5 separate regions of the Homo sapiens genome follow, and all the other regions are linked to region 1. A link is a loop called in an ENCODE intact Hi-C map of the cell type or tissue named here. Cell type or tissue: endothelial cell of umbilical vein. All regions are shown on one strand. Links, peaks and the distances in the headings refer to the core of each region. The heading gives the core; the rest is flanking DNA.

The links. Hi-C counts contacts between places; a loop is a spot of excess contacts. Peaks named below come from ENCODE experiments on the same cell type or tissue, not always from the same donor. Only the 100,000 strongest peaks of a DNase experiment are listed, where the experiment ranks them.
Region 2: a loop joins it to region 1, with 15 times the contacts of the local background. A loop is called at or near these places in 86 of 110 quality-filtered maps.
Region 3: a loop joins it to region 1, with 9 times the contacts of the local background. A loop is called at or near these places in 58 of 110 quality-filtered maps.
Region 4: it touches region 1 in a loop (3-fold over the local background); 15 of 110 quality-filtered maps call a loop at or near these places.
Region 5: a loop joins it to region 1, with 32 times the contacts of the local background. A loop is called at or near these places in 9 of 110 quality-filtered maps.

The regions. Positions count from the first base shown.
Region 1 is chr15:57,857,815-57,864,347 of GRCh38, reverse strand. No RefSeq gene overlaps it. Among named protein-coding and RNA genes, the nearest start is that of POLR2M, 150 kb to the right of the region's middle. In endothelial cell of umbilical vein, for the core only: a CTCF peak has its summit at 3,101 (motif pointing right); DNase peaks (open chromatin) are centred at 2,357 and 3,127; H3K27ac peaks cover 366 bases.
Region 2 is chr15:57,747,518-57,754,050 of GRCh38, reverse strand. LOC105370834 (a long non-coding RNA gene) reads right to left here. Exons shown (of 6, transcript XR_001751554.3): 4 at 2,605-2,880. Among named protein-coding and RNA genes, the nearest start is that of POLR2M, 44 kb to the right of the region's middle. RefSeq lists enhancers at 1,071-1,667, 2,090-2,842. In endothelial cell of umbilical vein, for the core only: a CTCF peak has its summit at 2,662; a DNase peak (open chromatin) is centred at 2,650.
Region 3 is chr15:57,663,887-57,670,419 of GRCh38, reverse strand. The region is part of intron 10 of GCOM1 (GCOM1, MYZAP-POLR2M combined locus); the gene reads right to left. All of the region lies in intron 11 of MYZAP (myocardial zonula adherens protein), which reads right to left. It also overlaps the pseudogene LOC124903589. Among named protein-coding and RNA genes, the nearest start is that of POLR2M, 40 kb to the left of the region's middle. In endothelial cell of umbilical vein, for the core only: no CTCF peak of the experiment used is centred there; a DNase peak (open chromatin) is centred at 2,949.
Region 4 is chr15:57,638,736-57,645,268 of GRCh38, reverse strand. GCOM1 (GCOM1, MYZAP-POLR2M combined locus) reads right to left here. Exons shown (of 17, transcript NR_104371.3): 10 at 5,724-5,829. MYZAP (myocardial zonula adherens protein) reads right to left here. Exons shown (of 13, transcript NM_001018100.5): 10 at 5,724-5,829. Among named protein-coding and RNA genes, the nearest start is that of MYZAP, 50 kb to the right of the region's middle. In endothelial cell of umbilical vein, for the core only: CTCF peaks have their summits at 3,654 (motif pointing right) and 4,186; no DNase peak of the experiment used is centred there.
Region 5 is chr15:57,337,625-57,344,157 of GRCh38, reverse strand. No RefSeq gene overlaps it. Among named protein-coding and RNA genes, the nearest start is that of LINC01413, 22 kb to the right of the region's middle. In endothelial cell of umbilical vein, for the core only: a CTCF peak has its summit at 3,300 (motif pointing left); a DNase peak (open chromatin) is centred at 3,297; H3K27ac peaks cover 1,098 bases.

The DNA of each region.
Region 1 (6,533 bases), core at 748-5,747:
AGAAGTAATGTAATGATCTGGATATTGCAGGTACCAAATTCCTGCTCTTGAAGAAAGGGATGGATGGAACATTTTTGTCTGAAAAATGACCACAAGGATCAAATCCCCTGGATAATTCCTCCTCTTCATTTCCCTTTGCCAGATCATTTCATCCTGTTCTGAGTTTGCCAGGGAAAGCTTGAGTTTAAGAAAAAGCCTCTGCAAGGAGAAGACTGAATTAAGAGAAAGTCCACTGGGCCCTGCCATTCATTCTGATGAAAGATAGCCATAGAGGCCTCTCTTTACCCCAAGCAGGGCATACAATGGCCACTCTTCGGTTCAGCTTCCCAGCACATGAACCCCACTTTCTCAGCATGCTGAGGGTAGTCAGGCTCTGGCAGATAGACCTGCACTGGCTAAACGCCTGGACACTTAGAAATAAACCCAAAGGCCAATTTATTGCTTTCTACAGAAAGGTGGCCTGGTAAGCTACCAGTAACTGGTCCCTGGCTCTGAATACTCCTTCCTCATGATTGAGTCCACTTAGGAGAACAAGTCATGGGTTAGCAGGTGGCTCAGTGAAGACGAGAAAAAGCGGCCAAGTCCAGTGTTTCCAAACTCTTAACTTTAATTGTGGAACTGTTTGTTCTATTCACAACTTACCCTGAAACGGCAGATATTTTGCCTGCCTGCCTCTACTTCCGCTCCCATACCTGTGCTAGACTTTGACCTCAAGCACTTCTTCCTGCTGGGTCCAAACCTAGTCTTAGAATCCTCCTCAAGGAGTGGGTGAGAAGGGAAATGGGAATTCAGAGACTTCCTGGAGAAGGGACACCTGAGCAGGGTCTGAGAGCACTAGCTACTTGGCCCATGGATTCCGGGCTGTGGTAACAGCATGCACAGAACTGAAGGGGAAAGAGAGCCCTAAAGAGCTGGAGTATTGGTGCTTGCAGGATGGTGAGCAAGGCGGCAGCCAGGTGAGCAAGGTCCACAGGGCTCAACATGATTACAAGTCATAAGGTGGGTTACCCTGGAGTGGCCCTTCTCATCCTACCATGTTGCTTTCCAGATGGTTTAATCACAGAACATAACGTCTCCAGGACCTGGTCTGCAGGCTCCAGATGGGTGTGCAGTGCAGATGCTTCTCCTATGTTCCCCCAGGCTTCCATGGGACAGGAAGGGATTGTCACGGTCATTGTGTTTCCTGCTGCATAAAACTGGCTGGAAATGAAGATTCCTTCATTCCCTGTGTCACTCTGGAGATTGTGCCTCTGGACGCAATGGACCAGAACTCAGGACACACCCAGTCCCTTCCCAGCATGACCTTCCTTGGGATGTGCCATGTGGCGTGCAGACATCACATGGCAGCACCTGTGTGTGGGAGGAGAGCATTCATGCTCATGTCTAGACACTAGCCAGATGACGACACGAGCCTGCTCTTGGTCTCCTCGTTGGCCAGCTGAGGATGCGGAGGAAAAGACAATGACAAGAATGTTACAGAACCTGTGGGTTCCCTTAACAGCCTTGACCTTGAAGACTCTCTGCTGCTTATGTTTTCACTGGTTTTATTTTTGCTTGTTTATATTCCCAGCTTGTCTTGGAAATTCTCTTTCACAGCATATTTCGCCCATTTTGATTTTCAAAACCATATTTAGCAATTATATTTCACACTTCATCAGATAGAAATGGTTCCACTGAACTTCATTCAAACCACCAACCCTCTCAGGTCCAAGTAATGCAACTCCACTTGGAATTCTGTCTACTGCCATGGGCAGGGATGGGAATCTTTGTGTCGTTTCTGCATTGTTATTTGGATAAAAATGACACACCTCCAAAGCTTAAGTCTGGCATCAATTTGAAAGTTAACCCAACACCAACTTTTATTTGTGAAACATTTGATTTTACCTTTCTAGAATCCATTCACCAAATGGACTTCCTGAGGGTTTAAAATTGGCACCTTTCTTTTCTTTCATATTGTCCAGTCAGCGCTTTTAAAATAGAAAAGCGGGAAGTACCAGTAGAAAAAAGATTAGGGCCCTCACTTTAAATAAACGACACAGCTTTATTACTTCCCATGGTTGTCTTCGTAATAACCTTGAGAGACCAAAAGCTTTTAGAGATTCACATTGTGCATGCCATATATCATCCTCAAGGCCATTTTGGCCTCTCAGATGATTGCAGAAAGATGAGTGTATTGATCAATCTCATCCCTATTTTCAAATCTGTCTAAATGAAAATGAGAAACTGCATCCTTTTAGTTAGGAGATTTATGGTGATATTTCTATTCAGCCCAAGCACGAGTAACACTACAAAGACCTGTGATCACATGGAATGAGATGGTTAGATGACTCATCTATGGCTGTCAGAGGTTTATGGTGGCCAACTTCCCAGAATGGAGTGTATCTCAGTCCACATCTGGTGTAGGAAGTTTATTGAGAGTCTGGATTTTGTATTTATATGGCTTCCATTACCTGTTTTAACTAGGTGTTAACTTGATAAAACAAAAAACTTCAATGATAGGATTGTCTTTTTCTCATTTTTATGAACTTCTAAAAATGTTTTCAAGAGCCAAATTGTAGGAGACTTGTTTTTCTTTCTTTCCTTCCTTCCTTTCCTTTTTAAATTATGATTCTGATTTTCTGGGTTTAAGGTTTGATAATTTTCTTCCATTGTAATGAAATGTTTAACGTATTTTAAAGTTCTTCAGCAGAAAAAGCAGAGGGTTAACAATGACAAGTCAGACCAACTCCTTCTTACCACACAAGTTCAAGTTCCAGCTGTAGTTCCAAACAAGTTACAAAATTGACTTATGAAAATTATTTAGCTTCTTTGAAACTGGTTCCTTATTTGTAAACTAGGGATAATAAAAATCTGCCTTGCAAGATTGCTGTGAGGATCCAATGGGAAGATCTATCTGAACACCTTTGGTAAAATGTTGGTTATATTATGATCTCGGGTAACTCAGAAAAACATTGGCTATAAATTACTCCCTTTAGGTTCATTCATGCTACAGGATAGTCACAAGCTAACTCTATCAGATTATATATTTTACGCTATAGGTCAATGCCACTCTATCTCATTCATACGTTCAACTCTTGTTCCAATGCCATGAAATACCAGTTACTCAGTTTGACCACAAGAGGGCGCAAAGCCTTTTTCATTTTCTTTTTCTCAAGAGCTTGAGCCATTAGACAAAATTCTTATACTGTGATACCTACTAAAGCAATAAGTAAATATATCGAAATAAAAGTAAGCTGATGGTCCGTGGTCTGTGTCTCTTTTAAAAATGGCTCAGAAGAAGACAGAAAATGTATCTCTTAACTCAAAAGAAAATGTATAAAAATGTGCATGTATATATGTGAGTATACATACATACCTTTTCTAACTCCATCCACTGAGAAGACCTAGAAGTAATGACAACCCAATAGCAACAAGCACACCTAGCACCCAGATCTTGGTTTCTAAATACCATTCTCCAATAAAATAAGCCAGAACTCACTGGAGAAGTGGTTGATTCCAGAGCTGGGTCAGGTACAACGTAAGATAAGCTTGAAAAATAATGTAAATGCTTCAAAAAAAATGATGTCTACATGTCAGAAGAACACAGGAACCAACTTGAAGGAACTCCCAATGACCAAAGCTGGAACAATCTGAGCAACAAAATACATAACAGTAATAAAATAAAATAACCATGAATCCAACTGATACAAATAAATAATTGAATAAGTAGAGAAGGGAGAAGAAACAGCTCTTCTGACAGTGTAATTCCAATGAATAAATGCAGAAGAGATAATGGAAATGGAAAATCACTTCTAGACAAACACAACAGTAATAGTTATTGTTAGCAAGAACTATCAGTGGTTGCTAAAATTAGTGGGTGAGAGTTTGATTAAAAAGTAGGACACTGGCACAGTTTCAAAAGATCTTCCTGTAAGACACTTATTACTTATAAAGGAAAAACAGTAGCTTCATAGTGGAAAAAAGTGGATGCTACCTTAACCAAGTAATCACTTAACATCACCAGTTGCAAGGCACACTAACATTATGTGCCTCCTGATATGATACACTGAGAAGGACCCAGCAACACTTCCATGGTATTTTGCCAAATATACATAACCTCAGCCTAAATCATATGAGTAATCCAAATTGAGGAAGACTGTGAAAAATAACCGAACGGTATTTTTCAAAGTAACACGAAAGACTGAGGAACTGTTAACACATTAGAGGAGATTAAGGATGCATGACAACTAACTGCAATGTCAGATCATGGATTGAACCAGATAAAGGATGTTAGTTGGGAAATTCGTAAAATTTGAAGCTCTGAGACTGCAACAGTCTTCCAAGAAACTGTGCCTCAAACCAAGTAGTATTCAGCTGCTCCACCAACATGGAACCAAGGCCTCTTGGAACCAATCTAGGTTTGATGTTCAACAGGTTTGCCCCTAGCAGGTTTGCATCAGCACAGATTTCTGGGTACCCATTCTGCTGGGGTGGACAGTCTGTTCTGACTGGTTGAGCCTTTCCCATGATGATTGCTAAGCAGTTGAGCTATTCCTCCTGGGCTTATCAAATAGGCCATAGTAATTGTAAAATATTTTTATTTTACAATTTTTATCTTACTCATTTCTGCTTTTAGCGCATTGTGGTCAATATGACCCGTGTCTTTATATGGCTGATTTTGAGCCTTTTAAATTTTTTGCATGTTTTGCTTTTTTTTTCTTTTTCTTTTCTTCTTTTAGCTTTTCTTTCACTTTTAAAACACCTTCTTTCTGAAAGTGTTTAGGAGTTTCCCTTTAATCCTTGGAGTTCTCACATCATCTCAAATCACTAATTCTTTCTTTATTACACACTCCTCTTGACTCACCCTGGCTCTGCTCCTGTATCTGGCGTTACCTCTACTGCTGTGCCCACACTAGGAAGCACACCTTCGCTCCTCACTGGGCAGGCACACAAAGATTCTTGTAGAAAAAGCTGTTTTTCTCCAAAGGCTCAGCCAAACACTCTAAAGGATGGGAGAGTAAGGAGAGTGTTGGGTGAAGGCAGGGTATGAGTAGTTTGTTACTAGAAGCCTTCTGCCTTCAGGTCATGCCACTCCTGTTGCTGATCTGTGTAACTGCTGACTCTGTGTTTGTTTCTCTAGGCTGGGAAAAGCCAACCTTACCTGTACAGGAGCTTTCTCCTGTAACTGCTTTAAGACACTGTTGGGTTTTTTTTTTCCCTGCCATTAACATTATTCCATCTTCATTATTGCCTAAAAATTCAGTATCTGATGGTACTAATTTCTGTCTTCAAGCACTATTTATACTTTATTTTTTCTGTCACTTCAGAGCAGTTTTTGGGGGAAAAAAAAACTCATCTTGAATTAGAAATCCAAGGTTCTACACTCGCTCACCTCAACTAGTTTTACTTTTTTCTTTTCTTCCTATCCCATTAAAAGCATTTATGTCAAATAATTTGGTCTTTACCTTTCCTTATCTTTTTTTACTACTAGAGAATATTACCCAGAATATAGATTCTCATCTGTGCCAGCTAACCCTTTGGCATGTTGATTTTTTTTTTTTTAAATAAAACCCTAGCTGGCTTATTCTGCAAACATTGACTGATGACCTGTGTGACAGACATTCTGCTTGGGATCATTAACCCAGTTCTAAGACATAGCTTATAGCCAAACATATAGTTCCTCTGTGATTAAATAACAGTAAAACCGTGAATAATACACAATATTTCCTCCTTGTTGAAGACTATCATAGACTCCTAGGGCATTTCTCAAGGTAAAATCATCCCAAACCCTAGATCACATATGACTGTCACATCTGCCGCAAAATGAGAGGCTGCCACAGATACCTGGGTAGAAATGATTATGAACATTGAGTAGCTGCCTAAATAACTAGAAAACTAGGATTGATTGATAGACATTTGTAAATTTTTCCCCTACACAGTAAAAAATACAAAGGCTACTCCAATCCTGGGGGTTGCCCCAGAAGAGAGGAGCCTTTGGTCAGGTAGAAAACAAAGGAAACATATTCCTGATCTTGGATCTTAATTAGTTGCCTCTAAAGAAGGAGTTAATAGTTGCCACTGACACCAACAGTTGTCTAAGGTATGGAAAACTGTCCCAAAGTTCTTGGGCAGAGGAGTCTAAAATCTTGGGGAAACTTTGGGCCTGAGGACATCTCTAATTTGTTAGTGGGGTAGCAATTTCTATTTGGTCAGAGGGCTGTTGTCACTTGGAGGAGGTGCATGTTTGGCAGAACATCTTGGGTAGGAGGAAGGAGGGGCAATGAAAACAGCTGTGGGGAGACTGCACCAGAGAAGGAGAAAATGTTTTGAAACCACAAGCATCCTACTAACACTTCAAAGACCTCCTTCATGACAATAATACCCTTTGGACATGGAGTGGAAGAAGAGTTAAGCACTCCAGGGTTCAAGTTTCTTGCAAATTTAGAAATGGTGTCAAGAGAAGGGATTCCCTGTCACCCATCGTTTAACCTTATTTGACTCATCCTTCCCCATCTCATAGGGCTTGCGGTTGGAATTACCATTCTGTCATTCAC
Region 2 (6,533 bases), core at 647-5,646, 110 kb after region 1:
GCCAACAGCAACCTCTATCAGATCCCCACCCCCCACCAGACCGGCCCCTACATACTTTCCAACATTTTGCCCCACTATTCGCTTCGTTTGCCCACAGTCCAACCAAAGAAAGGCTCAGCTTCCCTATACATTCCCCAGCAGGGCCCAGCTTCTGTTTGCCTGTGCAATGCCTTCCCATCCCCCCCAGCTCACTCTGCAAATGTCCCACCTCTTTCTTACCGCCTCAGCTCCAGTACTACTTCTACATGAAGTCTTCCCGGCTTCCTCCAACTGGAAGCAACAGCTCCTCCCTTGCTTGTCTCTCCTGAAATAGTGTCCCTTTCTAGCATACCTTCCCGTTTTCTATATATTTGTCCTATTCCTAGGCCCTTCGTGGGAAGACACATTATCTGCTTTACAGCACAGAACCTTGCACCATGGCAGGCTCAAAGATATATAGTAAATTCCCTACTTAATTAGGAAGTAAGCAACATTGTAAGACCATGGACTGTGAGTTGGAGCAAATGATAATAACAATAACCACCACAACAGCAATCATGCCTCTGTTTGTGGAGTCTTTATACCTTATACACACCTTTACCTTCGCAAATATTAACCAGTCAAGTCTCACGAATATCTCTAGGGTGGGCAGCATAAATTCTATTCTCCCCAGTTTGCAGGTTGGTGGTGAGTCTCTGGGAGGCCCAGTGACTTACTTAAGGCACCACAACCAGCCACGGGTAGGGCTGGGCCTGCAATCAGGCCTTCTACATCCAAGTCTGACCTTGTTTCATGACACCATGTTGATAACAACACTCTGGTCCACTCTTGCTTTTTCAATAAGAAACCTACAAGGAGCGTGTATGCACCTGCAGTTCCAGATCCAAACGAGCCTGGGGCACAGGGAGGAGGCAGCCTTCACTGGGAGGTCTCCGCTCAGCCAGGCTCCCGGCACCACGTACCCACTGAGCTTTATTCCCTACCATTGATGTTGCCAGCTCTGGCCCTGGGTCTGAGGAGCAACACTGCTGCAGCCGCCAGCTGGCAACTGCCCAGCACTGGGCAGGACCCATCCTTTGCCCCCTTCCCCGGCTGCCTAAGACACGCATTCGCACTACCTCCATGTACCAAAAAATAAAAATAAAAAATAAAAAATAAAGGGAAAAAGAAAAAGAAAGTCTGGTTTTGCTTAATTTTAATCCTGGAAATGGAGAAACACACTTTGCTTTTGCTTTTGGTTTCTCACCAAAAGGCCGTAGGAGTTTACAGCAGCTGACTCCTACAGGACCCCAGCATTTCCTTAGATGGGCAATCAGAGCGGCCGCCCACTGTGTGCAGAGACACTGGCTCCAGCTCCCCCAACAGGCTCTGCGAGCCCTGCACTCAGTCCTGCAGCGCAGAAGCCTTCTCCGGAGGAAGGCTAGCTCCTCCTGAAGACAGTGGGTGAGACAACACTGCCCATCTGGGAACCCACGGGGCCTCTGGGAAGCCCATGGGGCCCCTCTGCTGTGGATGAACCTGGTGGTGCATTCTTCCCAGGGCCAGGACTAGGGGGAGCAAGTGAGGCACGCTCCTTGGTGTAAAATTGAAGGGGGCACCGAAAAATGCAGTGATCAAGAGACATACCATTTAAATGCAACAGCAAGAAATGAACATTAATGCCAAAAAATAACATGACGAATCAAGGAGCAAACTTCCTCACAGTAAAAAGCCATAAGGAACAGAAGCAAGGTAAATATAATACCCAAGAGCCAATTTAATCTCAAGTAAAGTTTCAGAGCAAAATTTTATATTACTGGGGACAAAAGGGTAGGTACATCAATGGAGACATTCCCACCTTTAGCAGTGCTGACCTTGCTCCTATCATACCTGGGGCTGGGCAGGCAAGAATGGAGGGAGCAGGAAGGGGAGTCAGCTTAGGTAGGAAATGTCATAAGCAAAGCCTGGGTGGACATCACCTCAAAATATTGCTAGGGCACAAATTCAAATAATCCCTTTCATTCTTTTTTTGTTTGTTTGTTTTTGTTTTTGAGACAGAGTCTTGCTGTGTCACCCAGGCTGGACTGCAGTGGTGCAATCTGGGCTCACTGCAACCTCCGCCTCCCAGGCCCAAGTGATTCTCAAACCTCAGCCTCCAGAGCAGCTCAAATCTTCTCTTTCATTCTGATGAGAAAACTCTGCCTTATTCTTTGAGCTTGTGGCAGTTGTCTGTAGTAGCAATCAGAGGGTTAATTGAATATAATGAAGATATAGAGGAGGACACATCAGTTAATTAACTTAGGAGAAAACATTCCCAGGGTTTTGATTTACTTCACAGGAAGAAGCAAAATATTGGACATCTTCTATTATTTCACTCTTGCCTAGAGAGTAAATGTGAGATAAACTTGCCGAAAATTCCAAAAAGGTTGCTATAATCCCTAGCCATCTCAGGGGTGATGTTTTCATTACAGGGAATAAAAGGTTGTCTTTAAAATGCAAACACACCCTGAGTAATCCTCTCAGGAATCTACTTTGAAGCCACTAGATCTTACCATTTTGGTTCTGGGGCTTCTGAAGAAAATTGCAAAGGAAAGAACTAATTCCTTTTTTTTTTTTTTCTTTAATTGGAAAAGTTTTTGAACCAACCTGCTTCCATGATGGGCAGTGAGATGTTTGCTGTGCTGCTGACATCTACTGAGAGACTGTGAAATAGCAGTTCGGGAAGTAAAGGAAATCAAAGCTCCTCTTGAGAAAGCTCTGTCTCTAACAGGTGATGCCATCTGTAGCACATCATCGACCTTTGAGCAAGCACTCATCAATTTCCACAGAATGTCAGGATCCTGGAATGTTCACCCAGGCAGCTTGGAAAAAGGAATGGGGCTGCAGCCATTGTGGGGACAGCAGTCTCCCTTCTAGCACTCTCTGCAAAAGGAAAGGAAACGCTTCTTAGAGCTTGATACCAATTTTCACACTCAGTCCCCTTAGCACCCTTCCAGCTTAGTATTAGTAACTCATTGTACAGATGCAAAAACTCAAATCCACAAATGTCCCGTGGCTTATCTAAAGCTACACAGCTAGAAAGTGTCAGGACGGGAATGAAACACAGAGAGTGACCTGTCTCTGCGCCTGTGCCCTGTCCATACTTTCTGTCCCCAAGAGAGCAACACCATAGATCCAAACCAAAACCCCAAAAAGCCCAACTCTAGGAAATGCACAGGCTCCACTTCACTCCCAGGAGATTCCTATGGATCTATGGAAGAAAATGAGGCAGTGACCGAGGAATTTAAACTCTGGGGTGAAATCATTTCCTCCCAATTATTCTTCGTCTAATGACAAAGATGCACCACTAAAAAAGTGACCTATGCCCTCTAACCTCTGAGAAGATCTGAGTCACATGGCAATTCTATTTGTAACATTACAAGATTATAGAGGCCAGTTTTCCCTTCCTCCTCATTTTCTTCTCCCCCATGACATTTTTAGAAAGTCACATTCATTTATTTTATCATTAGCTATATGCCTTAACCCTGGCCTTCAGTGCAGAGCCTGCTTCACTCTTCTGTAAATTAGCTCATTCCTCTGCAGGTGGACCCCAAATAATCTAGCATGTCTTCCTTCCACACATAGAGGCACCTGTTTGCACACACTTAAAGCTATCCGTCTAAACAGAAAACTGTTTTTGATGTATGTCATTCTGTGGGCAGCTTTTCTATGCCATGACTGCTAACATAAAAGGAGATATGAGCCAAGTTTTGAAAAAAAAAAACTATTATTTCACAGAAAGTGGTTATCAAAATAGTAAAAATAAAAATAAAAATAAAAATTAACTTCATTAAAAATGATGGTATCGGGCCGCAGGGGGGCGGAGGTTCTGCTGGTAGGTCAGCCAGGGAATGAAAATGAGCTAGGGGTGAGAGTACTTTTCTCTATAAGTTGGTTTGGTAAGTTTTGTCTTCTTTTAGAAAGCTGGGTTCCAAAAGGGTAGACAGAGGGCTCATTAAGTAGTTATTTTTTCAGTTACTGGTTTCAACTAATTTTTTGGAACTGATAATGCAGGTACATGGTATAAATTTCAAAAGATACAAAAGACTATACAGTAAAAAGCAAGTCCCTCTCCTACCCTGGACCGTGGCCATTGGGCTCATCTTCCCTGACGCAAGCTTGCCAGCTTTTGTATATCTTTCCCTATATATACCATATATGCACATTTACAGATGTTCTTTTTAGCTTTAACCACATAGCCATATACTATGCACCCTGGTCTACACCATGGTCGTTTCTCTTAACCACATATCTTGGAGATTCTTCATCAACAAGTAGAGTTTAAACAAGTTGGACAAGGCCACCATGGTTCCAAGAGCACCCTGTAACTTTATAAGAAGTCTTTATGAGTGGTTGCCAAAATGAATGTCATCCTGGGGATTACAAGATCTTTTCTCTTTCGAGGCACCACCAAACTATGACCAAGAATGCTCTGGGATTTTTTTCATCCAGGGTTTCTACCTTAATATATTCAATTGGATGACAAATTTCTCTTATACTGGGTGCATTTCTATTTAATTTTCTTCTTCAGTGAACTTAAGAAGAGAGCATCTGGGAATCACGAATTCAATAATGAAGTTTAATTCAAAGTAGACTTGTATGTTTAAAAAAAAAAAAAAGAAAGAAACCACACGCAAGACCATAGTATTCTCTTGCAATGAAGCAGATGCAATGGAAAGAAGATTGAGAAGAGGTGGCTTCAGGGGGCTGTTCTGCAGGAGTCAATACTTGACTATGTCCCTAGGGTTCTCAATGTCCTGGTCTTAGCTCTTTTTCACTCATCTAGGGAATCTGCATTAGAAAGTTTTACTGACACTTTATTAATTTATATGAAAAAGAAAAAAATACGTGTAAATGCAATCAGCATTTCTGACCAGGGACGAACAGATTCTCTATTCTGGTCCCAGCTGATTTGTAAGTGGGGACACACAGCTCTGGTCCCATGATCTAGTCTAGTTAACAATAACTAGTTCTGTGACCTTAGCCAGGTCTAAGAATTTCCAAGTCTAAAATGCTGGTGACTGTCACATCCCCTTGCCTCAACTTCACCATACCTTCTCATCCCAAATTCTTCCACACCACCCTAATTCTCATGAACTTTATACATTTTACTTTCATCAGCAGGTTCTTTTCCTAGAGCAGCTAACAGGGATAGTGGACATCACTCTGCATATGACCAGAGCGCTGGTACCCATCAGATCTGGCCCAGTCTGTGGAGCTGCTTGCATGGGGCCGGGCACAGTGGCTCATGCCTGTAATCTCAGGACTTTGGGAGGCCAAGGCAGGCAGATCACTTGAGTCCAGGAGTTGGAGACCAGCCTGGGCAACATGATGAAAGTGCAAAATACAAAAATACAATAATTAGCCAGGCATGGTGGTGTGCCCCTATAGTCCCAGCAACTCAGGAGGCTGAGGTGGGAGGATCATTTGAGCCCAAGAAACAGAGGTTATAATGAGTCAAGGCTGTGTCTTGCACACCAGCCTGGGTAACAGAGTGAGACCCTATCTCAAAAAAAAAAAAAAAAAAAAAAAAAAAAGATCTGCATGAGCCAGGCTATTTGAGAATGGGTGTCAGCTTTTATGTCCATTCAAATCCAGAAAGGGTTGAAGCCCCCTTCAAAACACAGCTCAGCCCTCTACTCACAGAGCCCTCCGGTTCCTTTGGGTCCAGGAACACGGAGTGGAGGAGGTCAATCCTGACATCTGTTCTTTGAACCTGTCAACGTTCCTACCATAGTAGCACCAGATATACTGATTGGAGAGATTGGATGTGAGCAGCAAACCTGCCTAGCAGTCCTCCAGGTTAAATGTACACAGTGTTTCCACAAAACACAGTCAAATGCCCTTGGAAGGATGTCAAAATATGTTGCTTGATCCCAAAAATACTCTCCCAAAGATGCTCCCAAGGATTGTTTCAGACTGGCCTTGTGTTCCATGAAGACCAGGGCAGCTCAGATTAATATCAACATTTCACATACTCTAACAACAAAATGCTCCACAAAAAAATGCTGTCTATCAAAAAAGTACATGAAACACAGACTTTCAAATATTAAGACCAGATGTCGGAAATACTAAAGACAGCATTTATTTTCGGCATACTCAGTGAGATAGAGGGAAATGTATGGTATATCAAATGAACATAGCTTTCACTGGATTTTGCCCCCAAATATTGACCAGTAACAAAGCGGTTTGTGCTTAAAGACATGATCCAAAAAGGAGGTTTCTTTCCATTCTTGGCAGGAACTCCTCTAAGCACTAAGCCATAATAGCTCAATAAATAAACAAAGTCACCTCTCATTGTCCAATGTTCAAAATGTCAAGTGCTAAGGGAGGGCAAATCGTTCGCCTTCTCTCAAGTACCCATCGATTTAAATTATAATTACTCCCCTGGTGACAACAAAAGGGGTTATGGAGAATGCAAGCAGGACAGTTAGTTCCTGAGAGAAATGTTTCTGTATCCCTTAAAAGACGATTCCATTAAAAGAGGGTGCCTCAGAGCTTAGGGATTTGGGCTCTTTTTGGGGAGTTCATTGCCT
Region 3 (6,533 bases), core at 1,014-6,013, 190 kb after region 1:
ATATAACAGGGTAAAAATGGCTACATTCATATCAGTTAAAATAGATATCAAGACAAAGAGTATTGACAAAGGTAGGGACCAACATTTCATATTGTAAAGATCAATTCATCATCAAGACATAACAAAAATGTGTATATACCTAGTAACAGAGTTTCAAAATACACAAAGTAAAAACAAAGAAAGAGACAGTCTAAAACCATGGTAAGGGATTATAACACCTTTCTCTCGGCAATTGATAGGACAATTACACAAAATCCAAGAAAAATGTCAGTTATCTAAACAATATTATCAACCACCTAAACCCAACTGGTATTTGTAGGATATACACAACAGCAAAATATATATTTTTTCACAAAAATTTAATTGAAACTATATGCTGAGCCATAAAATAAGTCCCAATAAATTAAAAGTTAAAACCATACAAGCTGTGTTCTCTGACTATAAAAGTATTAAATTAGAAATAAAAATATCAACAAAAATTTCAACTATTTGGAAATTAAATAACCTGCCTCTAAATAATCCATAAATCAAAGAAAAATCTCAAGGGAAATTAGGAAATATTTTGAACTGGAAGATAATAAAAGTAAAGTATATCAAAGCTTGTGAGATGCAGGTGAAGCAGAGATTAGAAGGACATTTATAGCTTTAAAGGTTTATATTAAAAAAGAAGAAAGGTCTAAAATCAATGACCTAAGTTCTACCTCAAGAAGCTAGAAAAAGAAGAGCAAAGTAATCCCGAAATAATTAGAAGGAAGGAAGTAATGAACATCAGGGCAAAAGTCAATAAAATAGAAAGCAGACAAGCAATGGAGAAAATCACCAAAGCCAAAAGCTATTTTAATTATTTTTTAAAATCAACAAAAATTGATAACCCACTATCTGGTTAAAGAAGAGAAAGAGAAAGAGAGACAGAGACACAGAGTGGATAAGATAGGGAGAGAAAGAGGGTACAAATAATATCAGAAATTAAAGAGACATTAAAAGTAAACAACTGGGCATCTGTGTAGAAAAAAAGAGTATTGATACCTTTGCTTCACACAAAACCCAAAAATCAACTTAAAATGGATCAACTAAATAAACAAGTAAAAACCATAAAATTCTTAGGGGAAATCACAGGAGAACATATTTGTGACCTTGTAGTAGGCAAATATTTCTCAGGACACAAAAGACAAAAATCATAAAAGAAATAAATGGTTAATTGAAAACCAAAAATAAAAAATCTCTTCAACAGGGCCTGGCATGGTGGCTCATGCCTATAATCCCAGTACTTTGGGAACCCGACATGGGCTGATCACTTGAGCTCAGGAGTTCGAGACCAGCCCGGGCAACGTGGTGAAACCATCTCTACTAAAAATACAAAAATTAGCCGAGCGTGGTGGCATGCACCTGCAGTGCCAGCTACTCAGGAGGCTGAGAGGTAGGAGATAACTTAAGCCCAGGATGTCAAGGCTGCATTGAGCCAAGATTGCACCACTGTACTCCAGCTTGGGTATCTGTGCAAGACCCCATTGCAAAAAAAAAAAAATATATATATATATATATATATCTTCAACAGACATCATTAAGAAAACAAAAAAGTAAGTCACAGGATGGGAGAAAATGTTCATAGCACATACATCTGACAAAGGACTCGAATCCAGAATATATAAAGAACTCTTCCAACTCAATAGTAAGAAAACTAAAAGCTCAATAAAACAACGGACTAAAGATTGGAACAGACACTTCAAAAGATGAAACTTATAAATGGCAAAAAGCATATGAAAAGATTCTCGAAAAGAAGAAAAGATGCTCAGCATCACCAGTTGACAAGGAAATGCACATTAAAACCACATGAGACAGCACTCTATATCCCCTAGCATGGCTCAATTTATTTTCTTTTGTTTTTATTTTTATTTTGGAGCTTTCAAAGCCAGAAAACCTACTAGACAAATTCTAAAAGCTATAACACTGAATGGCTAAATTTAAAAGGTTGGCAATACTAGGTCTGGGTTAGGATATGGAGACACTGGTACACTCAAACTGCTGGAAAATTAAAATACTACAACCCCTTTGAAAAACTGACGGTCTCTTAAAAAGTTAAACTTATACCTCCTTTTACGACCCAGCTATTCCACTACCAGGAATTTACCCAAGAGGAACTAAAACTATCTTCACATAATGAGTTGTACTCTAATGCTCACTGCAGCTTTATTCACAATAGCCCAGAGCTGGAAACAACTCAAATGTATTTTGTCAGCTGAATGAATAAACTGCGATATATTCATACAATGGAATACCACTCTGCAACAAAAGGGAATGCATACAACTTAGATGCGCCTCAAATCATTATGCTGAGTGAAAGAAGCTGGACAGAGAAGAGGGCATGCTATATGATTCCATTTCTAGAAATGCAAATCATACAGTGGATTCCCACTAAATGGAAATCCATAGTGACCAAAAGTGATAAAAAGTGACTCACCATCTACAGAAAAAAAAGATCAAGAATTGCCTAGGGATGAATGGAAAGCTGGGTTGCAAACTGAAACAGAATCTTTGGTGGGGTGATAGAAATTCTCTCTATCTTGATTGTAGTGGTTATTTCATGGGTATAAACACTGTCAAAACTCAGTGGATTATATGCTTAAACAGAAACACTTACTTATGTAAGTTAATAAATAACAGAAACTTATTTATGTAAGTTAATAAATAACTAAGTTGATAAGGTAAAAAATAAAAGATGATGAGAGCCTGAACATGGGCAGTAAGAGGAGAGTTAGAGAGCGTGGGACAGATTTAAGAAAAGTCTTTAAAAATTAAATTAACCGATTTGATACAATAAATCAAGACTATCTCCTTCTTAGTCTTGCAGAATATGACTACAGTGGAACGACAAAGAATAGCCTCAGACTGCTGCCTGGACTGTGCTACAAAAAAGATTGCTTCTGGGATTGAGAAGCAAATTCCATGGTTTTCCTGCTTTCAAACACCACCCCCTTGTGTTTATATGTGTAACGAATACCAACCCAATGGCTTGGGAGGCACATGTGCCTTTCACGAAGGGAGAAAATGTGCAGCACTTCTGGACATTTTTTGGAAATTATGTCACGAATGTTTGGCGGTCACCTCCCCCACCATTCCCCTCAGGCCCAGGGGTGTGGGCAGCTCGGGGGCTGTAGCACATACACTGAATGTGTGTTCCATAAAATGCATGTGGGGAGCCGAGTGCCTGGTGCTGCCGCTCCAACATTACACAGAAAAATTAATAATAGTCGCAAGAATGCATAACAGACACACTGAGAGGCTCAGGTGCTACACAACACACATTAAATGCAGGATGGACAAAACCAAGACATTTGACTCCTTTCCTCTGACTTTTGAATTGAGCTGTAAGTGTAGTATATCCGACAGAGAAAAGTGTAACGAAATCTGTTCAGAGTTTCAGAAAGCTTATGAAGATAAATGCTTGCAATGTTATTTTAAGAACATTTTCTATATTGGAAATGGAGAATATTTCTTCTTCTCCAGAAGTTGAGCTAATAAAAAAAATTGTTTGAAAAAAAGAAAAAGAAAAAAGAATGGGCATATTTTTGTTATCAGGAAGATTTTCTTTTTCACATTTATTTTAGAATCAGAGGGCACATGTGCAGGTTGGTGACAAAGGTATATTGTGGGATGCTGAGGTGTGGGGTATGACTGAGGCCATCACCCAGGTAATAAGCATAGTACCTAGTAGGTGGTTTTTCAGACCTTTTCCCCCTCCCTCTTTCCCGCATCTAGTAATCCCCAGTGTTTATCGTTCCCATGTTTATGTCCCCTGAACACCGCATGTTCTCACTCATCAGCGGGATCAGGAAGATTTTAAATTGGTTGATGAAAATGTAGTCTGACAGGGCCAGGCTAGAGCAAGCTTTTAGGAGTCTGCTGTGTCATTTGGATTTGGGGCAGAGGGAGGAGGGAGTTCAAAATCTAATGAGTTTAAACCCAGGTAAGCACAAATGATGAATCCAGGGACTAAAATAATCCATATTCTCTGTTTTAAAAGAAAAGAAGAAGGGTTCTAGAGTGTCAGCCATGACCTAGGAAAGGGCCTGTCCTTTTCTCCGAGCCCAGGATCAGGTAGAGGGTGTTCCCTTAACTGTCTAGGATCCTAATACGATTTCAACATTTCAACAAAGTTTTCAAACATTAAAAATGGTAATAATCTCAGAGTTGATCTAAGCCTTCTCCCTTTTTTAAAGATGAACTAACCGAGTCCAGGTTGTTGGTGGCATGATTTGCCCAAGGTCATGCACAGATAATGGCAGAATGTGAGTCAGAACCGAAGTCTCCAAAAGGTTGAGTAATTAAGAAAGAATTAACATTTGTCCATCTTTCGCACTGTGCCAAGCACAATTCTAAGTCTTTTGTATCTATTATTTAATCATAAAAAGTTTCTTTCAAGTGGGAGGGATTATCCCTATTTCACAAATGCTGAAACTGATGCTCAGAGGGGTAGAATTACCTGCCCAGAGTTACTCTGCTTGTAAGCAGAGGTGTCAGGGTAAAAACACAAAGCCCTTAGGTATAACTGCAGAGTTACATAACACTAATGGTGCACTAGTAAATTTTTGACAATAAAATCCCTAGGTTAAAAAGCTCTGATTGTGACATATGTCAATTTCTGTGGTGTCAAGACCTCCTCCATAGCTAATTGCAAGCGACCAACATGACATCCCCAAATGGAGACCTGAGAAGTGATGCATGTCTTCCGCTTTCATTAACCAGTATGAAGCAGCTCCAGCACAGTGCTGGATATGTCATGCAGTCCTGAACCCGTAGCTCAAGAAGCAGAACAGCTAAAGTGTTCTTGGGGAACAGCTAGGAACTGGACTAACTGAGGACATGTGTAAGAGCCAAGGCTCTTCAATCTGAAACTAAGGGTTGCTTCTTTAAAACCAACAGCACTGTGGCTAAGAGGAGCACAGGCATGATCAATAAATCCCCAAATACTGCCTGGGCATGGAGCCAGAATACATAATAGGAGTAATGACATCATACAAGACCATCAGCTTATGACACTTAAACTCTAAGACTTGATATGAATCCCAAACTCCTATGAATTCTGCAAATATCGGGGCCAACTGCTAAAAGAAGCTGAAATATTGCCAGCCTATAAGACTCACGTCCAGCCTCACCCTCCCAGGATGAACCTTTCAGGTTGCTGCAGGCAAAGGACTGCTGGGCCCTATGGCCTGCTAGTAGGACCTGGCTTGTACAATCCCTGCTCATGTTCACCTAAAGGTGAAATTCTCTTTGTTAAATTATCACACAGCTGAGTTTGATGATAGTCTCCAACTTTGAGGATGAGCAAAAGAGAAAGAGTGATTCATTATGGGACATAGCTATAAATCTAAAATATTTATCAATGACAATAAAAGAGTCCCTGGGACGCAGGCAATTAAAGAAACAGTAACACATATGGCATTTACCATGAGCCAGGTACTTTTCTAATCACTTAAGTATTAACATATTTAATCATCATAACAACTCTATGGAGAGGATGCCACTTCACAGAGAGAGTTCCTATTTACCAATAAGCCAACTAAGGCATAGGACAGTTAATTAACTTGCTCAATATCACATCACTACTAAGTGGCAGAGCTGAGATTTGTACTCAGGTAGTCTGAGTCTGGAGTCTGCAATTGCACTCTTCACAAATGTAGCTACTTATTAGTAAGATGGGGAGCTACCAGATTTATCTACCAAAACTTTTGTGGTTTCTTTTAGGAGGTATTAATTAGATATCTATTTAAAAGTTTTCTGTTATGTTAGAAAGAATAACTAAAGAACATGTAAGTTAGGTCACCCCAGGACTTCAGGACCTGGAGAAGGACTGCTTAGCATCCGTGCCGTAGAGCAATCAAGTGGAGAGTTGGGCAGCAACGTGTCAGCATTAGCTATCATCCACAATTAGCAAGGAACAGCGTCGGCAGAGTGTGTGTAAATGATCAGCTAGTCTGAGAGCCAAAGAGGAAAACCAAGTATTTGAATGTCACCTCTGATTCCCTAGGAGAGGAGATCTCTACATGGCCTAGCTATGTATGATGAAATATTGATAAAGAATGCATAAGTTTTTAATAGTGCTAAAGACAGTGATAAGGAGTCCTGTGTTTGAATCACCTTGGAAGAAGCCACTGAGGGTCCTGTGACCCAACCAAGAACCTATGTAACCCACATCCTCTAATCTTAGCAATTTAGAGAAGGTATCCTTTCTCTTTTGGATCTCAAAGATGACTGCACCTGTCTGAAAGGTGTCAAAATGATGTTAGCCCTAAGAAAATATTGAAAGAAGTAAAACAATGGCCTCAGGAAGGTTTAAAAAAAAAAAAAACAAGAACAGAAACAATGACAAAATAAATTAAAACCCATGATATTTAGTATTTTAGAATAGGTTTAAGTCTAAATGTATTATTAAATCTTGTTATTATGCAACTTTTTTTGTATATATTGTCTGCTATTTAAGGTGGATGTGTGAAGTGGCCAAAAGCAATTAGTCATAATAAATTTGTATTGGA
Region 4 (6,533 bases), core at 599-5,598, 220 kb after region 1:
CAAGGAACTGCTGCATTATGACTACAGCATCACTCTTTAAAAAAAATCTAAGAGATGACCGTTAAATACTTTCAAAATCATTCCTTAGGAATCACAAATAATATTCTGCTTTGCCTTGAATTTGAGAAGTGGTCATTGCTAATATAATTATTTAACCAAGATGTTTTTGCCTTCTCTTTCTAAAGGGGTACCATGTGGCCAAGTGTAACGTCTTCTGTACAGACAGAAGTGAATAATTTAAAGCAGGGCGAGGCAGACACGTGCATACATGCACAGTTGGAAGAGGATCCATGAGAATCACCCTTAGTCTCTCTTAGTGGTAGTCCAGCTTTCAAGGACTTAGGTGGATTGGATTCTGTCCCTTTAAGTTTCTATTATCTATTTAACAAGCGTACCTCTTCCCACCTTAGTAACATCTCTCTAGATGGGTCTAAATAGCCTTTGGGAAGTTTGTATTATCTGGATACCACCAGGCCAGTACAGCTATTAAGATTAGGCTGTCAGGCCAGGTGTAGTGGCTCACGCCTGTAATCCCAACACTCTGAGAGGCCAAGATGGGAAGATTGCTAGAGGCCAGGAGTTGGAAGACCAGCTGAACAACATAGTGAAACCCTGTCTCTATAAAAAATAATAATAATAATAACAGTAATACAAAAATTAGCTGGGCATGGGTGCACGTGCCTATAGTCGATCTACTTGGGAGGTTGAGTGGGGAGGATCACTTGAGCCCAGGAGTTGGAGGCTGCAGGAAGGTATGATTGCACCACTGCACTCCAGCCTGAGCAACAGGGCAAGACTTTGTCTCTAAAACAAAATAAAAAATAAAAAAAGAGTGAGCTGTCACAGAATCCTCCCAGGACCAGGGGCTGGCAAGAAGTGAAGGTCCCCTGACAGTGCCCAGAGAGTCACAGACTTGGACCAGCTTTCTCACTTCTGTGCTCCTGGTCCCTGGTGACTGTCTCCCTGGCTTGCTTTCTGTTGAGCCCTTCCTATTGAGTTCACCAGCAGCTTCCCACCTCAGGCATAGGAGCTTCTGAGGGATGCTGGCCAAATGCATGAACATGAAACCCAGCAAGGAGAGTCAGGCCACCGCTCTGAGAATCCGGGACAGCGATTCTCAATCCTGGCTGTATATTAGAATCACTTGCAGAGTTTTTAAAACGAAACAAAACCCAATGCTCAGTCTGCCTCCATCCCATCTGCCAGGTTCAGGCATGTCTTAAAGCTCCCCAGGTGATTCCAATGTGTAGCTTGGGTGGAGAAGCACTAATGAGAAAATCAATTCCTTGCACCTTTGCACTTATTAAACATCTCAATTATAGCAAAGTGGGGTAGAGTGTAATTGCTTTCAGCAAAAGAAGTCTAAAGAAAATGCCTCCTCTGCAAATGAAAAGAAACTCCCTTCAGACCCTGTTGGAAGAAACATTTCCTATATCACAAATGGCAAAGGGAAATCAAAAGAAAGACATGACAAAATGAAAGGATGCCTAATGGCTGCACTGGGATATAGCTTAAAAAAAAAAAAAACAAAAAAAAAACCTCTTAAGAAATTACTGTTTATTCAGCTAAACAATATCCCTGCCCATTGGCAAAAATGTAAACCCACCCTCTTGGAAGGCAAATAGTTGATTTTTTCCTTAAGATCACTTTCCCCTTGGCAGGAGAGCTGCTTTGGTTGGCAGCAGGAGAGCCATGGTGAGAGCAGGTAAAGAGGGTGTGAATGACTCTGTGGACTGAAGAAGTCACACTCAAAGATGTGTGAGCAGAGGGGCACTGTGGGGGCCTCAGGATGCTCTCTTACTTTTTACACTCCTCCCAGCTCTCCCAGTGCCTTTCCTGGCAATCTAAAGAATGCAGCTTGATTCAGGACCAAAGACCAATCCCAACAAAGCTTTTCAACAGGATAATAAAACCCAAAGGCAAGACTACCCTGGAACTCGGGTGACACCAGTGGGTAAGATCCGTGCCAGCACGGCCCATGTCTGCTTGACTCCCCACTGTGTACCCAGCCCCAGCACGGAGCGGGTGCTGGTGGGTATCTGCTGAATGGATGAATGAATTAATTTCCCCTTGAGGGCTTTTTCTTTCCAATCCCTCGGCATTTTTCTATATTTTCCGGCTATAAGAGGCACACGTGGGGCTTTTTTGGCTTTGTTCTCTCATTTTTATCAAAGCCAGAATCAGCTGGAAGAACTAGTGATGGGGGAGATACCCAACCCCCTGACATCCATGACAGGAGACTTAATTCAGTAGAAAGCCCTAGCCTAGTGAGAGGGACTTGGTTCCACATTTCACAGAAAACGTTTTGCATTATCTTTTCTCAATGACCTTGACACCGTAAGATATATACTAATCCTTCATTTCAAAAGGGCTCACCCCCACCATGAGCCCTTCCTACATAGTACAAGTCCTACTGTCTCCCACCATGGAAATCAAGTCATTAATGAGCTAAGGATGACAAAACCTGGGCCAGTTACTTTTTATTATTTATTATTACTATGATAAAATGATACTCCACTAAGGTGAGAAGAAACATGTTGCTTAACATTTAAGGATTCCCAAGGATCGCAGTAGTGACACCTGGACATTTTGAGCTAAACAAAAGAAGCCCATCATTTAAAAAAACTAAGTTTCCTCATGGACATTATGGCCAAAATGATACCAACAATGGATGGAGACGAGACTTCCATCCATGGTGAAAGTGAGGCTATGATGAAGACGAGCTTCCAGACCCATGTGAGGGAAGAAAAAGGGTCCTTAACATCCGCTACACTTAAAGGCTGCCTATATGCCTGGGGAGCCGGAGTTCACAGATGAAAACATACTTCTCTTCTAGAGTCAGAGTTCAAGATTCATTTCACAAGTGACCAATTCAGTACTCCGGATTTTTCAAAATTTGCTCCAAGTGATCTGAAGTGATTTAGTTACGACTTTGCTGATTTTGCTCATTATGCAACATAATGATAAGGCTGAGCTCACAAAAACAGGCACAGCATAGTAAACAATAGAGAATTCTTTATATGATGAACACTTAACTGAAGTTACCAGACTTCCTCCACACAGTCTTTAAGGTTACAGAACACAGAATTTGTGGAGGAACACTAGAGAACTTCTAAATCAACTTCTTACTTTGTAAAGAACGTAACCATGATGAAGAGCTAAATGCCTTACCAGTGCAGCCAGTATTAGAAATGTTTTCTTTGTTGTGAATGAAGAGCTGCAATTTGCCTCTTTGAAAGTGTCACCCAGTGGTTCTGGCCTGGCCTTGCTTCACAATACAAAACAAAGACATATTCCCTCATGTTTTCTAAGATGTGAATTCAGCTCCCATCTCTCCTTGGGCATGTCTTCCCCAGTTCCCTGAATTACTCAGGTTCTCAACTCCTTTCCAACCTGGTCTTGCTCTTCTGAAGGTGCTCACCTGTCCATGCCCCTTGACCATGTTTCTAACTTTTAAAAAAAATATTCACATAAATGGCTATAGCAAATGAGATTCTAGGCTATCCTTTTTTTCTTATGTAAGTTAATGTAGTATGCTGGGCAAACACAAACTTTCTAAATCAGGCAGTAAAAATTATTAGGAATAAAAAGTGTCTCTCTCTCTTTTTGTTGCTGGTGGTGGTGGTGGTCTACATTCACTGTGGAAACCCAGCCAGCCCCTAGGGGGTGCTAACTCTGATGGCATCCTAAATTTTAGCTGGTGATTTCTTTCCAACGACTGGGCCTTCCAGACCACAGACCACATCAAAGCTTAGAGAAGCTTATCTGGAAGATATGAAATCACAGGTAGAAAAAAGCAAAGCATGGACAGTGATCTTTATATGCATCCCTACACACACACATATACATATGTATACACATGTATAAATACACATATACATATGCACATATGTATATGTGTGTACGTATGTGTACTCCTTCACTCTCTTCAAATTGGTAGGTTTGTTATATTCTGGAAGTAAGTTAGGAAACAGAGAATTCTAAACTTCTTTGAAAATGTCTTTTAAAAAAACAATGTCTCTGATTCTGGTACAGCCTTAACCTCTTACAGGTAAGGGTTTAAGTGAATCAGAAGCCAACCAGTATGAGGTTTTGTTCAATAGTTCTCTAACGATTAGATACAAGAATGACACAGACACCCCCCTGTGGTGAGGTGGGAGAAATGTAGTGCTCACAGTTAGAGACTCGCATAGGGGAAAATAAGGGATGCCCTTGCCCCAGACTTCGTGCGTGTGAAATTCAAAAGCAGAAAAACTATGCCCCGACGGCCAAGGCTCACTGAGATGCTAACTGTGGCAAAGTGATGCTTTTCCTTGGAAAATACACTCCTGACATCTACCTAGTGTTGACGATAGGGCAGGATCTCCCTCCGCATTACTGTTATGGGCAGTGCTCCTGCCTGGATGCACAAAACGATTGCAAAGATGCGTGCGTGGCCTCCTCTGCTATTCCACTGCTCCCCAGAAACTTGTGTGTGAACCAATATAAGATGTACATGATTCAACACAGTATAACTGCACTTCTCATTTGCGGACAAACTTTTATCTAATGTGTATGTTTATCCTACACACAATAAAAAAAGATGTCCCTTCCCATACTCACAATTCTCTGACCTTAACTCCCCAACATTAATATCCCCAATATCTTAGAGATTAATAAAATAGATATATTTTAATCTTCCATTTGTCTGTCATGTACATGAATTATTTCTTAGAAGTAGATATGCTTTTAATTTTAATAATTCATTAATAAAACATAACTTTTTAAAGTAGTACTTAATATAAGGAAAATGTGTTTTCATTTTTCCACTGCCAACCAAATGTTTGATTAAATTGAAACCTTTTTTTTTCTTTGCAGGTTAGAGAATTAGACTCAAGGGAATTCTTATAACCCTGTTAGTACTAACTGCTCTTTTTCTATCAGATTTTTCAATCGGATTTTTTAATTGAGCAAGAAGAAAACTACAATAATATGTGATTAGCTTTACAGAGCACGGACTTTCTTCTTTGGAACATCACCACAAGAGAGGCGGATTATATTGACACAAGTTAAAACAAATTTTGTTCCTCTTAGAGAAATAGAAATGTTCAACTTACCCGTTTTCTCATTTAGAAAAAAGAGAATAGTAAACTATGCCCAAACAGTAAATGTATAGCTTGGTTTCCTGTTACAGAGACAGTTAGGAGAGAAAGGATGGTGGCAAAGGAAAAGGAAGAAGAAGCAGGAGTGGGAGAAGAGAACGAGGAAGGAGGGAGAAAAAAGAGAGAAACAGACAAGGAAAGGGAATGAAAGACACACCCAGAAAACGATAAAGGACAAGAATGGTAGCTGAGAGAGAGAGAGAGAGACAGACAGACGGCTGTGGAGGCAGTGCAGGGACCTGGGCTAAATTCACCCTGCCCATCACCCCCTTGGGTCCCCTGAGCTGTGGGTACCCACTCAGGCTATCACTGTCCTTTCACAGTGGGTGAGCTTATGAACTGCACTTTCCAGCTTTCTTAACTGTAACCCTTTGACCTGAGGAAACCCCTCTTTTAGGGGCATCATCGTCATCAGTCCATGGGGGACATGTGGGGAAATCCCACTCTGGGCCTAGATGGCAGTGGCCTGAGCACCTCGGCTTGTGAGCCACAGGAAATGGAGGGGCAAGGCAGACTTGTTCTGGGGATGCTTCCCCACCACAGGAAGCAATCCCAGGCCTGTGACCTTTTGCAGATGCTTACCTCCTCGACCATCTGCTTGACTTTCTTCTGCTGGCAATGCACCATGTCATCTAGGTGTCTGATCCGCTCACGGAGGCTGGCTGATGCCTCCTCCAACTGCTGATACCTAACACAAATAGGAGAAAAAAGCAAATGAGTCCTAAACCAAAGCAGCAACAGCAGTAGCAACAGTCACAGCTTTAAAGAATATTGCCAAGAGCGCCAAGCATGGCGGCTCATGCCTGTAATCCCAACACTTCAAGAGGCCAAGGCAGGAGGACTGCTTGAGGCCAGGAGTTTGAGACCAGCCTGGGCAATATGCTGAGACCCTCATCTCCACAAAAAAAAAAAATAAATAAATAAAAATAGAAAACATGTATCTTTTGGGGAAGGTTTGGTAAAAAAATAAACGTAAATTTAAAAACATTTAAAAATGCTTCCAAGAACAAGAAATCAAACTCTAAGATCCATTCTTCTTACTTTATGTGATGACCACACAAAGTAGTGTGATTACTAACAAACTACCACAACAGAGGAGCACAGGACTATTTTTCAAGTTCCCATTTGCAAGTTTTATCCCATATAAGGATGATTATTTTCCAGGGGCTGAGAGATAATTTTTTTGCACCATTTACAGATCTGAGAAGCTCTCTGTTTTGGGGTTATTAACATATTGGAACATCCAGTAAATTACTTGGAGGGGAGGACGGGGAAGAAGGGGTCCAGCAACACAATAAAATATCTGAAATCAACGGCAGAATACCAAAAGGTCTGGAATCACAGTTGCTCTACATATCCTTTATTTTTGGCAAATGTGGGACAAGTTGAAAG
Region 5 (6,533 bases), core at 798-5,797, 520 kb after region 1:
TAGTCTACATAAAGCCAATTTTTGAAAAAGTGCTATTCAGTCCATCAACTATTTATTTAAAAACAGTTAGTAGTTAACTATTGTTTTCAAAATAGAGCACTGGACTGGGCTCGGCGGCTCACGCCTGTAATCCCAACACTTTTGGGAGGCCAAAGTGGGCAGATTGTTTGAGTCCAGGAGTCTGAGATTAGCCTGGGAAACACAGCAAACCCCATCGCCACAACAATAAAAAATAAATACAAATTAGAGCACGGGCCAAGTGTGGCCTCCCGTGTGAGGTCACGGGTCAGCCTGGCCTCTGATCCATCTCTGAGTGGGGAGCCCAGGTGGGATCTGGCTTCCTACAGGCCTGCCCCATCCCCTGCCCAGCTGCAGCATTTGTTCCTGCCCACAGGGGTCTTCAGTCCCTGCTCCAGGTCCTTGTCAATTTCACTGTGGCTGCAGGGCCCTGGGGGTCACCTCACCATCTGGCTGGCCTTGCCCAAGTCCCTGGGGTTGCCTGTACTTGTTTCTGACGCTTCCATGAGAGCTCAGCTGTGGCTCAGGGGCCAGCCACGCCTGCTCATTTATCTTCCCAAATTGGAGTCCCTGCCAGAGCCCAGCTTTGGTTAGCACGGGCCAGTCCTGTCTAGAAGACGGGGGACTCTCTCAGGAGGATGACTGTCACTTTTAGGCCACATACAGTTTTGTAGAAACAAATGAACCTGTTTGCAATTTGAAAATTCATTATCCTCCCTTTTGGTGCAAAGAGCTACTTTAAGAAGACAGGTACAGATTATTCTGGGAAAAGGGATTTATCATTGAAAGAAGCTGTCTTAGCTCCCTCTCTCCTCATTGCCTCTTCCCTGTCAGCCTGCACAACTCAGGGTATTCATCTGCTGGGGCTGCCGTCATGAGGGAACAGCCGGGGTGGCTGAGCACCAGTGCTGGAGGCCACAAGTCTGAGATCAGGGGCCGCCGGGGTTGGTCTCTCCTTGGCTTGTAGATGCAGTCTTCTCCCTGTGTCTTCACGTGGTCCCCGCTGTCTGTGCGTTGTGCCCTGATCTCCTCTTCTTATAAGGACACCAATCATATTGGATTAGAGCCCATCCACAGGACCTAAATTTTTCCCTTAACTCTTTTCCTGTTTGCCCCAAGAACACTCACCAGCAGCTCTTGCGGCTGCAGCGTTTACCCCAAAGTAATTTGGTCACAAAACATCTCCCTTTTATTATTTTCACTTTGCTTTAGTGTATCAACTTTGGAAACAAAAGACATCATTCTACGTATAAGACATCATTCTAGGTATAGCGTTCTGTCTTTAGTAGTGGCATTTCCATTTAGAAAATATAGTAATTCTCGATCGCTGAAAATGTCAAATCCGAGAAAACATAGCATTCCTATGTGATCATTCTCAAAGAGTTGTTGGCCAAAGATTCATTTGATTAATCCTATTTTTCTGAAATAGACGATTCTGATGATTGAGATGATTTTGATGTTAGTTCTGTTTACACATAACTCCAAGAACAGTTTTTAAATTTTACTTTCACATTGAAAATCAGTCAGGTTGGTTTATGTAAAATTAAATGAGCTCTGGCCAAGCACGGTGGCTCATGCCTATAATCCCAGCACTTTGGGAGGCTGAGGTGGACAGATCACTTGAGGTCAGGAGTTTGACACCAGCCTGGGCAGCATGGCGAAACCCCGTCTCTACAAAAAATACATATATATTAGCCAGATGTGGTGGTGCATGCCTGTGGTCCCAGCTTCTCAGGAAGCTGAGGCAGGAGAATCATTTGAACTTGAGGGGCAGAGGTTGCAGTGAGCCAAGATTGTGCCATGGAACCCCAACCTGGGCAACAGAGCAAGACTCTGTCTCAAAAAAAAAAAAAAATGCTGGCAGTGGGCTGCACTTTTTTTTTTCCTAAACAGGAAAAGGGTTAATTATTTCTTTAAAGAACCTAGCACCAAATACAGTCACATTCGGAGGTACTGGGGGTTGGGACTTGAACATATGAATTTTGGAGGGGCACAAGGCATCCCATGACACATGTGGGAACCGGTATAATCTCTACAGAGACTAGAATTTAGATTTAACAGCTTGAAACAGCTTCAAGTTATTGGTAACATACAAAACAAAAACAATTCAAAGCCCTTTACATTCAAATTATTGAATAAAAAATAACTATTTCTACAATGTATAAAAGGTATGCTATGTTTATTAGTCTTACTTGTAGCTAATCTACTTTTATGTTTCCTTACAGAAAATTCTTGACATTTTATGTTTCCGTGTAAGAGATTGTACAGAAGGCAAATTTTTGTGTTATGCAATAATAATACTCTAATACAAATTCTGTTATGAACTTCATTGTCACTATATTTAAATGTCATAGCAATTATTTTTATGTGGTATTTTCAAATAATCTAGATTTCATGCAGCATTATAAAACTAACTGGGGCTGGGGACACTGGCTCATGCCTGTAATCTCAACACTTTGGGAGGCCAAGGCGGGCAGACTGCTTAAGCCCAGGAGTTTGAGACCATCCTGGGCAACATGGCAAAACCCCGTCTCTACAAAAAATACAAAACAAAACAAAATTAGCCAGACATGGTGGTGCACGCCTGTGGTCCCAGCTACTCAGGAGGCTGACACAGGAGGATCACTTGAACACGGGAGGCAGAGGTTGCAGTGAGCCAGGATTGTGCCACTGCATTCCAGCTGGGTGACACAGCGAGACCCTGTCTCAAAACAAAACAAAACAAAACAAAAACAAAACAGAAAACAGTGTGAGAAGTGTTCATTACCCACCCACCCCCACCCCCAAAGCTTTCCAAGCTCCCGACCCCATACAGAGGCAAAGGATGCACTGTGCAAAGCTGCCTGCCTGGCCCCAAACGTCCAGTCAAACCCACCACTGCCCTTGCATGACTTCTGACCCCTCCACCTTCAATCTAGACCCCACACCTATCCCACCATCATCTCAGGCCAAGGGGGACCTTGATTAAAGGTTTCCTTCCTGTCCCTGCACCTCCAGACAAGAGAGTGCAATGTTTTCAGAGACAGATCAGATCCTGTTAAAACATTTAACAAGGTCAAGATAACTTAAAATAGTTACCAGACAAAAATAGATGGACTAGTACATGGACAGCAGCTAACTGAGACATGGGATGCTACGTTTCTTATTCACACATCAGATCTTGACATCATATTAGTAAAGGTGTGGGGCGGGGACATGCCATGGCCAGGGTGGGGTCGCAGCTGGCCAGACTGAGCTGGCCCTTCTGTTGAGTTGAACCTTGGGGATATGCAGCCGCTGTGCAATGGTGCCACCTGATGGTACTTTGTAGAATAACCACTCTCCTAGTTTTTCTTCATCTTTAAGTTCCTAAAGAGAGACTGAAATTTCAAATTGGTTTCCTTGTTGTCTATTATTGTCAAATGAAAAGTGCAAACGTTGGTACTCACCTCTCTTGATTTTTATCTGTCTAAAAAATGAAATCTCAGCTATATTCACTGATATATTATGGAAAGAACACTGGACTTAAGGGATTTGGGTTCAGATCCCATTTTCGGCAACTTACTAGTTATAGGATTTGGTAAAGTTACTCAACATCTGCATGCCCATTTTATGATCTGGAGAATGGAAATAATAGGATTCTTGTGAGGATTACAGGAGGTGATATATGCACATCTGCGTCCATAAATCAAGCCTGGGTGTTGTGGAGGTGTGTGTCACCATCATGCATTCTCTGAAGGAGGCTCAGCCAGCTCTACCTTTAATGGCTGGGATTTACTTGTCTTTTGGTTCCTTTCCACCTGTTTGCCAGCAGAGGCTAAGGTTGTGATGGAGGCCATCTCTCAGCAGATGAGTTGAGACCATCCTGGGCAACATGGTCAGGACCACCCTTGGGCCTCTGTGCAGGGCAGTGCCCACCCTGATGCCTACGCTGGTCAGATTGAGAGCATAGACATGGGGCCATGACCTCCATAAACCCCCACCCAGTGCCACATGGCAGCCCAAGGAACCCTCTTAGCCCTGGGTTCTTCGTCTGTAAAACGAGGCTAACGTAACAAGGGGAGCTACTTAGTAAAACAAAAAAAAAAAAACTAAACTACAATTCGTCTTCTGGGATGTTTTGTTTTGTTTTGTTTTGGAGTGTTATTTGGCTGCTGTTTTACTCTATATTCCCAGAGACAAATGAAGCGTAAGAGGCTGTTCTTGCATTACTATAAAGGAATACCTGAGACTGGGTAATTTATAAGAAAAGAGAAGTTCTTTTGTTTTTGGTTTGTTTTGAGACAGAGTTTCACTCTTATTGCCCAGGCTGGAGTGCAATGGTGAGATCTTGGCTCACTGCAACCTCTGCCTCCCAGGTTCAAGCAATTCTCCTGCCTCAGCCTCCTGAGTAGCTGGGATTACAGGCATGGGCCACCATGCCCGGCTAATTTCGTATTTTTAGTAGAGACAGAGTTTCTCCATGTTGGTCAGACTGGTCTCAAACTCCCAACCTCAGGGGATCCGCCTGCCTTGGCCTCCCAAAGTGCTGGGATTACGGGCATGAGCCACCGTGCCTGGCTAGAAAAGAGGTTTAATTGGCTCACAGTTCTCCAGGCTGTAAGGAAGCATGGCCCCAACATCTGCTCATCTTCTGAGGAGGCCTCAGGAAGCTTATGATCATGGCAGAAGGTGAAGGGGGAGCAGGCACGCCACATGGCAAAAGCAGGAACAAGAGAGACAGCTGGTGGTGGGGGGTGCCACAGACTCTTCAATGACCAGGTCTCACAAGAATTCACTCACTATGATGAGGACAGCACCAAGCCATGAGGGATCGGCTCCCATGATCCCAACACCTCCCACCAGATCCCACCTCCATCACTGGGGATCACAATGCAACCTGAGATTTGGGCGAGGACAAATATCCAAACTATATCAAGCATCTTCCTTCCCCTTTCTCCCTTCCCCTCCTGATTCTGGGGAGAAGAGGCTGCTGTGTGTTTCTGAAGGGCTGAGTGTTCTCACCCACCCCCAACCCCCCAAGTAAAGAACTCTTATGTTTCAGGCCCATGGGGTGTGGGGAGAGGTGGTCCCAGAGGAGCAGGGCGTGAGATTGGCAGCTTTAGTTGAAGAGGCTGGGATAGATAGGGGGGCAGGGGTGGTGGTCTCAGCAAATGGTGAGGAGTGAGGGGGAAGGGTGTCCAAGGCTGCTCAGGGGGTGGAGCATGAATACCCAGAGGCTGAGCTTCAACTCATCAGCACTGCTCCCGGGGACCACAGTGACTGAAGAGTGAACCTCTGAGCAGTGCTCAGGGCGTCCTGAGGCCCGGAGAGCCAGTTCTCTGAATGGTGCAAGACCCTGTCAGGTCCACAGGACCCCAGAAGCCAGGAAGCACAACAAATTGGATTTCCGCCCATGCTGAGTAGATGGGAGCTAGAAAACCAAAGAAGGCCAGGTGTGTTGGCTCACGCCTGTAATCCCAGCACTTCGGGAGGCCGAGGCGGGCGGATCACTTGAAGTCAGGCATTTGAGACCAGCCTGGCCAACATGGTGAAACCCTGTCTGTATTAAAAATACAAAAATTAGCTGGGCATGGTGGCATGCACCTGTAATCCCAACTACTTGGGTGGCTGAGGCATGAGAATCTCTGAACCTGGGAGGCAGAGATTGCAGTGAGCTGAGATTGCACCACTGCACTCCAGCCTGGGCGACAGAGTGAGACTCTGTCTTACAAAAAAAAAAAAAGAAAAAAGAAACAAAGAAACAAAGAAAAAGAAAATCAATGGCCCTTGCGCCAGAGTGTCTTGGAGGGAGTCCACACTGACACGCCCACGGGGGGAGCTGCTGAAAGCATTCCCCAGTCCAGTGCTGCCCCGTGAGCACCGCCACCTGTTTCCCGCTTTCCTGGCCACCGTACATACATTTGTTCATGTTTATAGACTCTGAATATAGAGACCCCACACAAGAAGAGAAAGGCTCAGAAAAACAATGTTATGACCTGCTTCCTGAGGCACCCTGCCTGCAGGAAGTGCTTTTCACAGCAAGAAATTCTGACTCCAGGACCCATATTTTTAGCAGGAACATGGTCAGTCAACACACATCCTCTAGGCCTGCCCTGGACCAGATGACCAGGAGGAAGCAGCCGTGAGTCACAGGGAGAAAGCCGGTGGCTCTGACAGGGACGCCTGCTGCTCCGCCGGGGAACAGCTTTCCCCTGGTTTCAGTTAGAAAGGTCAGGGGACGCCTGACCACACAAGGCTCACGGGAACTGTGGAGGGCGGCCCCTCAGGCCACAATCAGCAGGTGCCCACCATGGCTTCTCTCCTGGCAGGTGAGGACTTCAGTTTTTCTCCATGGCTTGGCTCACCTGTTCTCTTATTCTCAGAGCCATAATCACCCTCCTCCTGCCCCAGCCTGGAGCTCTCTGAGACCCTCCACTATAGTAACCAGCACAGCCTAGAGAGGGTAAATCCTCCGGTGCCCCCAACATCCCACCTTCATGTTGCAGCGAGGCCCAAAATGTCCCAGAAGAAAAACAAACTCCATCGCACACCAA